Linked DNA regions of Homo sapiens: regions 1 and 2 are each linked to region 3. The links are chromatin contacts, found by Hi-C in ENCODE. All regions are on one chromosome and are shown on one strand. The core of a region is the stretch at or near the end of the contact, and the rest is flanking DNA. Distances in the headings are between cores, read along the strand shown. Region 1 holds the start of MEIG1 (meiosis/spermiogenesis associated 1). Region 2 holds the start of UPF2 (UPF2 regulator of nonsense mediated mRNA decay). Region 3 overlaps FRMD4A (FERM domain containing 4A).

Evidence for each region. A loop is a pair of places that touch in the nucleus more often than their neighbours do. Pooled maps may share reads with other maps.
Region 1: a loop to region 3 is called in a map with no recorded cell type, with 4 times the contacts of the local background. The contact joins the promoter of MEIG1 here to the enhancer-like site in region 3. A Hi-C loop is called at or near these places in 3 of 37 single-sample maps with no recorded cell type and 3 of 50 pooled maps.
Region 2: a map with no recorded cell type shows a loop between it and region 3 (8-fold over the local background). The contact joins the promoter of UPF2 here to the enhancer-like site in region 3. A Hi-C loop is called at or near these places in 2 of 37 single-sample maps with no recorded cell type and 2 of 50 pooled maps.

Annotation. Positions count from the first base shown.
Region 1 is chr10:14,957,514-14,960,826 of GRCh38, forward strand. It overlaps MEIG1 (meiosis/spermiogenesis associated 1), which reads left to right and starts at 1,875. Exons shown (of 3, transcript NM_001080836.3): 1 at 1,875-2,044. RefSeq lists a silencer at 2,098-2,147.
Region 2 is chr10:12,040,917-12,044,458 of GRCh38, forward strand. It overlaps UPF2 (UPF2 regulator of nonsense mediated mRNA decay), which reads right to left and starts at 1,893. Exons shown (of 22, transcript NM_015542.4): 1 at 1,839-1,893. LOC105376416 (a long non-coding RNA gene) reads right to left here. Exons shown (of 3, transcript XR_930666.2): 3 at 2,883-3,045. RefSeq lists enhancers at 801-890, 2,061-2,310 and silencers at 1,411-1,460, 1,481-1,620.
Region 3 is chr10:13,755,946-13,759,353 of GRCh38, forward strand. The region is part of intron 8 of FRMD4A (FERM domain containing 4A); the gene reads right to left. Among named protein-coding and RNA genes, the nearest start is that of PRPF18, 170 kb to the left of the region's middle. RefSeq lists enhancers at 1,608-1,797, 2,032-3,231, 2,380-3,077, 2,529-2,668. Within about 2 kb of position 1,631, at least 6 of the 41 ENCODE cell types and tissues checked have a DNase peak (open chromatin) inside an H3K27ac peak, as active enhancers do.

The DNA.
Region 1 (3,313 bases), core at 625-3,124, 1.2 Mb after region 3:
GTTGTGAGCAAATCTTACAGGGCTTTGCTCACCATGTATAGCCTCTGGTTTTCACTCTCCATAAGATGGGAAGCCATTGCAGGGTTGTGAGCAGAGGACTGACATAATTTGACTTAGGTTTTTTTGTTTTGTTTTCTTTGAGACGGAGTCTCCCTCTATGCCCAGGCTGGAGTGCAGTGACGCAATCTCGGCTCACTGCCACCTCCACCTCCACCTCCACCTCCTGGGTTCAAGCGATTCTCCTGCCTCAGCCTCCCGAGTAGCTGGGACTACAGGTGCACGCCACCACTCCCAGCTAGTTCTTTTGTATTTTTAGTAGAGAAAGGGTTTCACCATATTGGCCAGGCTGGTCTCGAACTCCTGACCTCGTGATCTGCCCACCTCAGCCTCCCAAAGTGCTGGGATTACAGGTGTGAGCCACCGCGCCCGGCCTTGACTTAGGTTTTAAACAGATTGCATTGACTGTTGTGTTGACAACAGACTACAGAGGGGGCATAGAGAGCTGTTGGGAACGGTTGTAATTACCAGAAAAAAGAAAAATTATGATGGCTTGAGTAGAAGCTATAAAGTCAGCAGGTTGCATTGATGGATATGGAAAGAGAGGGCTCTAGGCCACATCTACTAAAAGACATGAAGAAGGAGCAGGGTTTTTGTTTTTGTTTTGGCAGGGAGGTGTTTGGGGAGGTTGTTTTGTACAATCAAGTGGATGTTGAATATACATTGATATACAAATCTAAAGTTCAGAGAAAGACCGGGCTGAAGAGAGAAATTTGGGAGTTGTAAGTAAATAGTTTTTTGTTTTTAGTTTTACTAAGTATTGCCTTTGTTTTAGTATGACTCGTTTATTTAGAAGTTTATATAATTTAATTTGTGATATGTCTTGTGTTTTTGTTTTGTTTGGGGCAGGTGCCCGAGGCCCTTGTCATCTTCATTGACTCCAGCTCATGGCTTGTATTTAACAACGAGCTCAGAAAAATTCCTAAAAATTTAATTACTGAGTCTCCAGAGCTCTAATGAGCTGGCTCCAGCACACAATTGCTCCTTTCTTTCATTCAACAATTTGACAAGTCCTGATGGCTCTACATTCAAAACATGTAAATTGGCCGGGCGCGGTGGCTCACGCCTGTAATCCCAGCTCTTTGGGAGGCCGAGGCGGGTGGATGACGAGGTCAGGAGATCGAGATCATCCTGGCTAACACGGTGAAACCCCGTCTCTACTAAAAATACAAAAAATTAGCCAGGCGTGGTGGTGGGTGCCTGTAGTCCCAGCTACTCGGGAGGCTGAGGCAGGAGAATGGCGTGAACCCGGGAGGCGGAGCTTGCAGTGAGCCGAGATAGCACCACTGCACTCCAGCCTGGGCGACGGAGCGAGACTCCGTCTAAAAAAAAACAAAAACAAAAAAACAAAAAACCGTATATCTTGAATCTGATCACTTTTCGCTTAGATAGTACTGTAATATAGTAATAGATAATGCTAGAAAAAATAATTAAAGCTATAGATATCATCTATTGTAGGTTTACTGATTGTCAGGCACTATGGCGACTCTCTGGAATGGTTCATTCCTCGCAAATGAATAGATAGGAGATATCTACTATCAGGAACTACAAACACAGTCTCCGTGCTGTGATCCGCTTTCACAGGGAATTTTGTCTGGGATTCAAGTAGCGGCAAGTAACCCTTTTTCGCCCTCCATCTCTGCTCAGGGGTGAGCCCTGGCAGCGCTCCTACCTGGGACCTACATTGGCTTAGTAAGATGGGCCGGCGCCCACCCCAGCCCTCGCGCATGCGCATAAAAGCCCACTCCCGGGGGCGGGGCCTGAGCTAGCTGGGCGGGGCCTGAAGGAGCCGGGAGCTCCTGCAGCTTCATCGCGTTACTAAGAGACGCGAGGGTCGCGAAGGGCACAACACTTGGCCTCTCGCTGGCCCTGCTCGCGGATCCCGAGTAGAGAACGCAAGCACCCACGCCCGCCTGCAAGCTCCCGGGCGCCCCCGGCCTCTCCTGCTCGGCGGAACGAGGATAACCCAGTAGAGCCGGACCCAGGGGTGGGTGGATGCGTCGCTGGAGGCGAGGGCCCTGCCCGCCAACCCCTGCGCCCCGGCCGTAGCCCCACCCCGGAAGTTCTTGCCCCGCCTTCTCGGCTCCGCAGTTCTCTGCTGTCTCCTGAGGTTTGCCAGGGAGATCCCGTGGTTTTCATGTCTCTTCCGTGATTTTTAGGGAAGAGGGTCACTATTTGGCCCTTCCAGAATCTCAGGGTCCGGTTCTCCCGGAAGTTTCCGGGCCGCCCCGGACCCCATTGGCTTTAGGGGCCGCGTCTCCGAGGGCTCCGATTTGGGCCCTAGATTTTGGAATACTGTGTTTTGTCCGTCCCAGCCTTCACCAGGCGGATTTCATCTCCCACACAGTTAGTGATTTATGGCAGAAAGGAAGCTGGAGGGATGGGGACTGCAGGTTAGCTGTGAGGGCCGGAAGGGAGCGGTTTTGTGCTGCACACAGGCAGGTCAGCACTCCCAGAGCAGGGACCGCCGGGCGTGCTTTCGGAACCGCTTTTGTCTTTCAAATGAACGCCCAGCGACAGCAGACGGGAGTTCCAGGACCTTAGAGACCGGCTAATGCTTCTCTTTAAGTTAGGAAACAGGCGCAGGCGTGTTCATGGCCTTGCCTAAGGTTACGTGCTGGTTACAGGGCTCCTCCTGCTGCCTCTTAAGAACAGAAATAATCTAATAGGAGGAATAAAAGGGACTATTAGGGAGGCTAATGCTCTTGAAGTTTTAATACTACTAAAAGTAAAAGCGCTTTTCAGAGTGAAAGGGAAGTGAAAAGGGAATTTGGGTGGCTGGCTACATCAGAAGCTTCTGTTCCAACTTTAGATTGTCAGGGAGTTGAGATGGTGTTTTTTGTTTTTATTTTTGTTTTAGTTTTTTGAGACGGAGTCTCGCTCTGTAGCCCAGGCTGGAGTGCAGTGGCGGGATCTCGGCTCACTGCAAGCTCCGCCTCCCGGGTTCACGCCATTCTCCTGCCTCAGCCTCCCGAGTAGCTGGGACCACAGGTGCCCGCCACGATGCCCGGCTAATTTTTTGTATTTTTAGTAGAGACGGGGTTTCACTTTGTTGGCCAGGATGGTCTCGATCTCCTGACCTCGTGATCCACCCGCCTCGGTCTCCCAAAGTGCTGGGATTATAGGAGTGAGCCACCGCGCCGAGATGGTGTGTTTTTAAAATAACGTGCCCGAGGCCGGGCGTGGTGGCTCACCCCTGTAATCCCAGCACTTTGGGAGGCTGAGGCAGGCGGATCACCTGAGGTCGGGAATTCGA
Region 2 (3,542 bases), core at 643-3,142, 1.7 Mb before region 3:
CTATTAGATTTTATCTACTTCTATCCTCAATTTTTACATTCCAAGGATAGCAGCAGAGTCACCTACCCAAGATTATATATACAGCTAGTTTCCGTGGCTGGACCAACACTCACTACCCAGTGCTTTTTCACTACCTACACTAAAACGAATAAAATATACAAACACCGTGATTCACCTCAATACACGTTTGTTTTATGTCGACTTAAAAAACTGAGCACTAAGTGATATTTAATAAAATGCTAAAATTCTTATTTCAATAACTTCAAGCTTTAACAGCCAAACTTTTCATCTAAAGTGTTTCCAAAAGTTTTTCAAGTCCAAATACAATTTTAAATAGGTCCTTTCTCAAGATAGTGAGGAGAAAAAGTCGTGATCTTTTCACTGGAATCCGATTAGCTGTTACAAATTAGTTTGCTGAATACAATTATATTCAGACTACCCTTAAAAGGAAACCATGCTTTAAAACCACCTTCCTAGCTCCCAAAATAGTGTCCTGTCACTTGAACTGTATATTTTATTTGGTATTCTAAATACATTCTGAACTTCCAAAAGAAAGTAAAACTAATTTACTAGAAGTACCAATGGAGTGTATTGGGGGGAAGAGGGCACAAAAGGGGGTGTTTCCCTTTTAAAGACATTCCCTTGCAAAGTACCATATGGATTATGTATGAAATCCCAATCAGAGTGCTCCGAAAACACTCCAGTATGAGAGAATGCGGTTTTACCTTTCAATTCTCTTATTCAAAATGCTGTCAGGACAGAACAGCACAGGAACACTATCTCCCAGTTTCTGACTTTATTTTTTAAAGAACATCCTTAGTATAAAGGACGTATTAAGAACTGTTAGAAATTGTACCAGCTCACAAATGAGGAGACTGACGATGTTAAGGAACACCTAAGAACTATGGAAATGAGATAAAGCGTCAGCGAGGGTTTCACTTTGATCTGATGCATCGTTTCGTGTCGTGTAAGTCCTCTAAGATGAGCAAGAGAGCTGAAGGTCCGATCACCCCAGCGTGGACCCAGCTGGCTCTGCTCTGCCAACCTGGGGACCAAATATCCTGTGATCACTTCCTTAGTCCAACAGTCCTAGCAAGAAGAGAGTGCTTGGCGCCTTGAAGAGGTGAAGGTAAAGTGAAGAATCAACCAGCCTATGTGATTAAAAGGAAGTCAACCAAACAGCCCATGCCCACCATCCCCAGATACACCCCAAGCCCCTTCCCCTACACATACCTCTCCTACAAACCCCTGCTCTGGTGGTGTAGGAACCTCTAAACCCACCACACTTCCCCGACACAACTCCCCTTCCCACAGGTATCCACGGTCACCTTCGCGGACCATCGCTGCCCCAACCCCAACTTCTCGCCCCACACTCCCTCGCCACAGAAGCCTTCCCGGCCGGTCTCCCCACTCCGCAGCCTCCCACACACGCGCCCTCCCCACTTTCTCGCCCTCGCTTCCCTCCCGGCTCTCGAGGAGCTTCCCCCGACCTCCCCTCGCTCTCCTCCACGCCCCCGAACACTTTCGCCCCTCCACCGCGGGCTCCCCGCCTCCAGTCTCGAGGCCCGGCCCAGGCATGTGGGGCAGGCACCTCCTCCACCGCCCCCCAAGCATGGCCCGGCCCGGGGGCTCCCGCGTTGATGGGAGCCTCGGAGACAGGGGGTCTGAGGAGAACGACGCCGGACCCGCGGTCCCTCCACTGCTCGCCGACCCCGGAGAGCTGGAGTGTGGAGTCGCCTCTGGGGTCCCCCAGGGAGTAGGAGTCTAGGCCGGTGCCCCCCAGCCCCATTTCCTCCCGATCGTTGGAGCGGAGGGGAAGGAGGATCCCCGGGACTCACCTCGAGCCTGTTGTCAACATTAGCCCCGGGTTTCCCAGCACCAACTCCAGCGCTCGGGCTCTCCCCTCCCCTCCCCCCACCTATCTCGCAGCCGAGGGCCCGCCTTCCCTCAGCTCCCCCTCCTCCCTCCGCCCGCCAGCCCTCCCGCCCGCCACTCACCAGCGCGGCCGGGCTGAGAGTGGGGGCGGGGCGGAAGGAGGCGAGAGGGAAAAGGCCATCCGCGCGACTGCCCGATTAAAAACAGTCCTGATCGTCTTCCCTGCGGCATGCCGATGCCCTCAGCTTGACTCTGGGGTGGCGGGTCCGGGGCAAAGGCTCATATGAGTGCCATTCACTTAACAGCTCTTTCAAATTCCCCAGTCGATGAGAAGAGCGAATTTTTCAGACTGGCAATACGTAAGGTAGCCACTACCAGCACCTCAAACCAGGGCCCCAGCGGAGGGGTGGAGTGTTCCGAGGACCCGAGGCAGGAAGTGGATTGGTCGCCAGGAAAGGGAAAGCGCCTGAATTGGAGCTGCGCAGGCGCAGGCGCTTCGCGGGGGATGGGGGTGGGAAGCGCGAATGGGGCGGGGCGGAGCTCACGGGAGGCGAGGAAGTGTGGTGGAATAGTGGGAGGGTTACGGAGCGCCATTAAGGACAAGCCCGGCCACGTGATTCTCCTGGGCGTTTCCTGGTGCGAACCTAAGGAAGAGGTCTAAGAAGAGAAAGTTTGATTGGACTAATTCGAGGGGAGACGTTGAAGATTTAGAAAATTGGAAACTGGAGAAACTAAACCATATGGCTGGTTTGGGAGGTGGGAGTCGCTTAGGAATGGGTCTAGTCTTAAGAATGCCCTAAAAGACATCGAAAGTCCTGCGGGGGGATTTCCAGAAGCACTTCTAGGTGTTCGACGTAAAAACCACCCAGGGCGAAGAAGAATCAAGGCTTTTTCCATACACTTCTTAGAAAGTACCTGGTTCTAGCAAGCAAACTTTTAAAAATTACAGTGGCAAGACTTCCCTGAGTTATCAAATCACCCATTTTAAAAAAAAAATGGCTAGCGTCGACATTTCTTCTGAATGCGAACCCAGGCCGACTTTCAAAAATGGGTATCAGTTTATCCACACTGCTTATTTCCTCCTGAATTGCTGAAATGGTGCATCTGGCCTCGAAACAGTACTGGGTTCTGCCAACATGATCCGAGTAGGTGGCTCTGGCTGGTCCGGAGCTAGAGGAACAAGGGTGCGAAACTGGTCTTGACGTTTGCTTGACTTGAGGGGGCCCCACCTGGTGCCCAAGCCCACGTAATGAACTACTACCAACCACAAATACTTGAGGCAAGTCCAGGTTCCCTATGACTCAACCTTTGCCCATTTGCCTCTATTTACTGTTTGCTTCCCCATTTACTCTTAGCACGCAAATTATCCTCTCATACTGAGTGTTGCTGCTTCCTGTATTTAAAAATATATATTTTTTATACACTACACATAGGTCAGTCATTTAAAGGATAGTGAAAGAGAAAGATGAAGGCCGGGCACGGTGGCTCACGCCTGTAATCCCAGCACTTTGGGAAGCCGAGGCGGGCGGATCACAAGGTCAGGAGTTCGAGACCATCCTGCCTAACACGGTGAAACCCCGTCTCTACTAAAAATACAAAAAAAATTAGCCGGCCGTGGTGGCACGTGCCTGTAGTTCCAGCTACTCCGGAGGCTGAAGCAGGAGAAT
Region 3 (3,408 bases), core at 381-2,880:
ATGTGATGGGTTCTGCTGAACAGAGCCAGGTAGGCAAAACGTGGACCAAGAATCTTTACACGGAATTTCCTTACTATCTGTCTTTTCCAGGTGCTGTTTGCTTTCTGGTCTTAATAAATCTCATGCTGGGAGAATCCTGTTTTAGTGATTAGCATCAGTATATCCAGTCCTCGGAAACAAAAATATTTCCAGGTCCCAGAAGAGGGTCCAGAGTAACACAGCTTTACTGATCTGGTTTCAATAAATCTTGTTAACAAAAAATTCTATAGAACAGATGTTTTTTACTTGTCTCTGTTAATGTATGGACGATTCTTTATTTCAAAGGTAGTGTGATTTTGGCATTTGTGATTTGCATTGTTTAGCGCAAAGCATTTTAAAAGTACTTCAATATTGCAAAATGCTAAACGTTATTTTTTATTTTATTTTTTGAGACAGGGTCTCGCTCTATTACTCAGGCTGGAGTGCAGTGGTGCAATCTCGGCTCACTGCAGCGGCAGCCTCTGCCTCCTGGGATCAAGCAATCCTCCCACCTCAGCCTCCCAAGTAGCTGGGACTACAGGCACACGCCACCATGCCCGACTAATTGTTTTTGTATTTTTAGTGGAGACGGGGTTTTGTCACGTTGCCCTGGCTGGTCTCGAACTCCTGGCCTCAAGCAATCCATCCGCCTCGGCCTCCCAAAGTGCTGGGATTAAAGACGTGAGCCACCATGCTTTGCTTAAAGTTATTATTTTAAGAAAATTTGCGGCACATTTTTAGAAAGATCAGAAGGGCTGGCAGAGGTGAAGTGATTCTCAAAATCAGGGTAAGGAGATTGGCTGATAAGGTTTTCAGTTAAGGTCCCTTATAGACAAAAACCAAAAAATCAAGTTTTTGTATGTGATATCTCCCTCAGTACAGTGTTGCAATGAGACTTCTGTTAAATTAAATTAGAATATAACTAGAAAATTGGACGTCCTATCAGTCGATTAAATGAGGTATTCTCTGCACTGAACTTTTTAAGGAAGAGAACATTAGTTTTTCTATCATAACCCAAGAGTTTTTAAAAAAGCTTTGAAACAGAAAACATCAGTGCTCCATTCTCAAAACCCTGCACTGTTTACGATGAATAAAGTATGTAAGAATCATAGATAATGTCTGTTAGTTAGTTGGCCAATGGTCAACAGCGATTATCGAAAGACAATTTTTTGTTTTTAAACTGCATCGGTTCTTGTCTTCCAAATATTTGGCCCACAGCTGCCTTTGTTAACAGCTTGGAGGCTACTGAATTGTTTTTAAAGAGAAATGCCAACTCTACTGACTTCCTGATTGTCGACAGACATGAGGTTTTTTGTTTTACATGTATATACATCAGGAAATGAAATGAGATTACTACATGCTGTGCTAAGGAAAACAATAAAAGTGAAAAAATGTTATTTTTAGATAAGACTATTTCCTAAACCTTTAGAAGTATCGTACAAATTTGTCCTCCATTTGGTAGAATATGAACATGTGTGGTCTGTATCTCTTCTATGGCAGGCGATACTAATCATCTATCTAGATAACAGTCATTTTCTCTCAGCACGCTAAACCTGACATTTCAGTGTAAAGTCCAATAAGACAAGGAAGTGAGCTATTTTGTTAGTGGGAAAGAAAAGACAGTTATGTAAGAATAAGCCTTCAGGCATCTGCTGAGCAAAACAGAGAGCCCAAAAGAAGAAACGGAAGAGCAAGTGAGTTTCATGAGAAAGAGTAGCTACGGTTCACAGTTGTCTTTATATAGTTCTCTTTCCATTAAGGTGTATCAGCACTTTTGACTTCGTCTTTTTTTTATTTGAGAGGGAGTTTTGCTCTTGTCACCCAGGCTGGAGTGTAATGGCACGATCTCAGCTCACTGCAACCTCCGCCTACCAGGTTCAAGCAATTCTCCTGCCTCAGCCTCCCGAGTATCTGGGATTACAGGCGCACACCACCACACCTGGCTAATTTTTGTATTTTTAGTAGAGACAGGGTTTCACCATGTTGGCCAGGCTGGTCTTGAACTCTCGACCTTAGGTGATTCACCTGCCTTGGCCTCCCAAAGTGCTGGGATTACAGGCATGAGCCACCACACCCAGCCCTTGACTTCTCTTTTGTAAAAGCAATCCCCTTTTCTCTTGTACCTCAAGGAAACTGCTCCCATAATTTATGAATTAATACTCATTCCACATAAATGTAATTTGGATATAGTCCCTGAAATGTAAATATCTAGGATAATAGTATCCTGAAGAAAATAGCCTTTTGGGAAGTTTTAGATTCAGGACCTTTCAGGCTATGAAAGAGTTACTTTATCTTTTGTGTGTGGCCATTCATTTAAAAGGTTATTGGATCCTCTGGATTTTAGAAGATCTTTGAGTTCAGCCCTAGACCCTGTGTTATATCTAGAAAAGCCTTTTCTAGGGTTCTGTGTGTTCTAAGCTGGTATTTTATTAATGTGGTTCAGGAAAACATATCTACAGTATGGAAGTCAAAGCCATTCCTTTAAATAAAACTGAGGTTATATAGTCATGCATTTAATAATAGTGATAGATGCAGGAGGCATGCAGATGCAGATAAGGAAACCTGCACAGGGTCTTGCCCGGGCGTGCCTGCAAGGGACTGGGGCCCACATGTGCACTAGGAGAAGGGGGTGGAGCCACCAAGAATTCATGCCTTATGCAGGGGAGGAGACTGATATTCAATCTGTGAGGTGGGAGCCTGTTGGCAGGACCCTCTCTTTTTTTGCTGAGAGCCTTCTTTTCGCTTAATAATCCACTCTCCTCTCCCTTCAGTGTGTCCATGTGCCTATTTTTTCCTGGTCGTGAGACAAGAAGCTGGATTTTAGTTGAACTAAGGAGCAAAAAATCCTGCATCAATAGCAAAAACAACTTTCTATAATAAATCATAAATAAATTTATTTATATAAATTACATAAGTTATGAGAATGGGACATCTAAAATACCTAATGTTTAGCCACTGAACCGAATGTGGTCAATTTCGACGTGTTGGGTATCTTCCCAGAAGCAGATGGGAAGGAATTTGGAATTACTTCTATTACTCCACAATTTTAGGCCACTCAAGTGTACTAGTTTCTCTGGACCTCTGAAGATGGCTTTACTAGCATGGGCCTGCTACAGAAAAAGGGTGTTTATCAGAGACTCCCATGTAACAAATCACCCCCACCGTCCATGGTGTAGGTTTTAGGCTGTGAGATAAACTGACCTTTTGGATAAGGTGTCTGACCTCTCCCCTCTCCTGACAGTGATTTCTCTTCCCAGACAGCTGCGCTTACAAACAAACTGCTAGGTAGCAGTAGCACTTTGACAAATGGAGCACAACCCGGATCCTTTGTTTCTTTGAATTCAGCCAACAAGCTGGCATTCCAGAAGCTCATTAGGGGGCCATGAATTA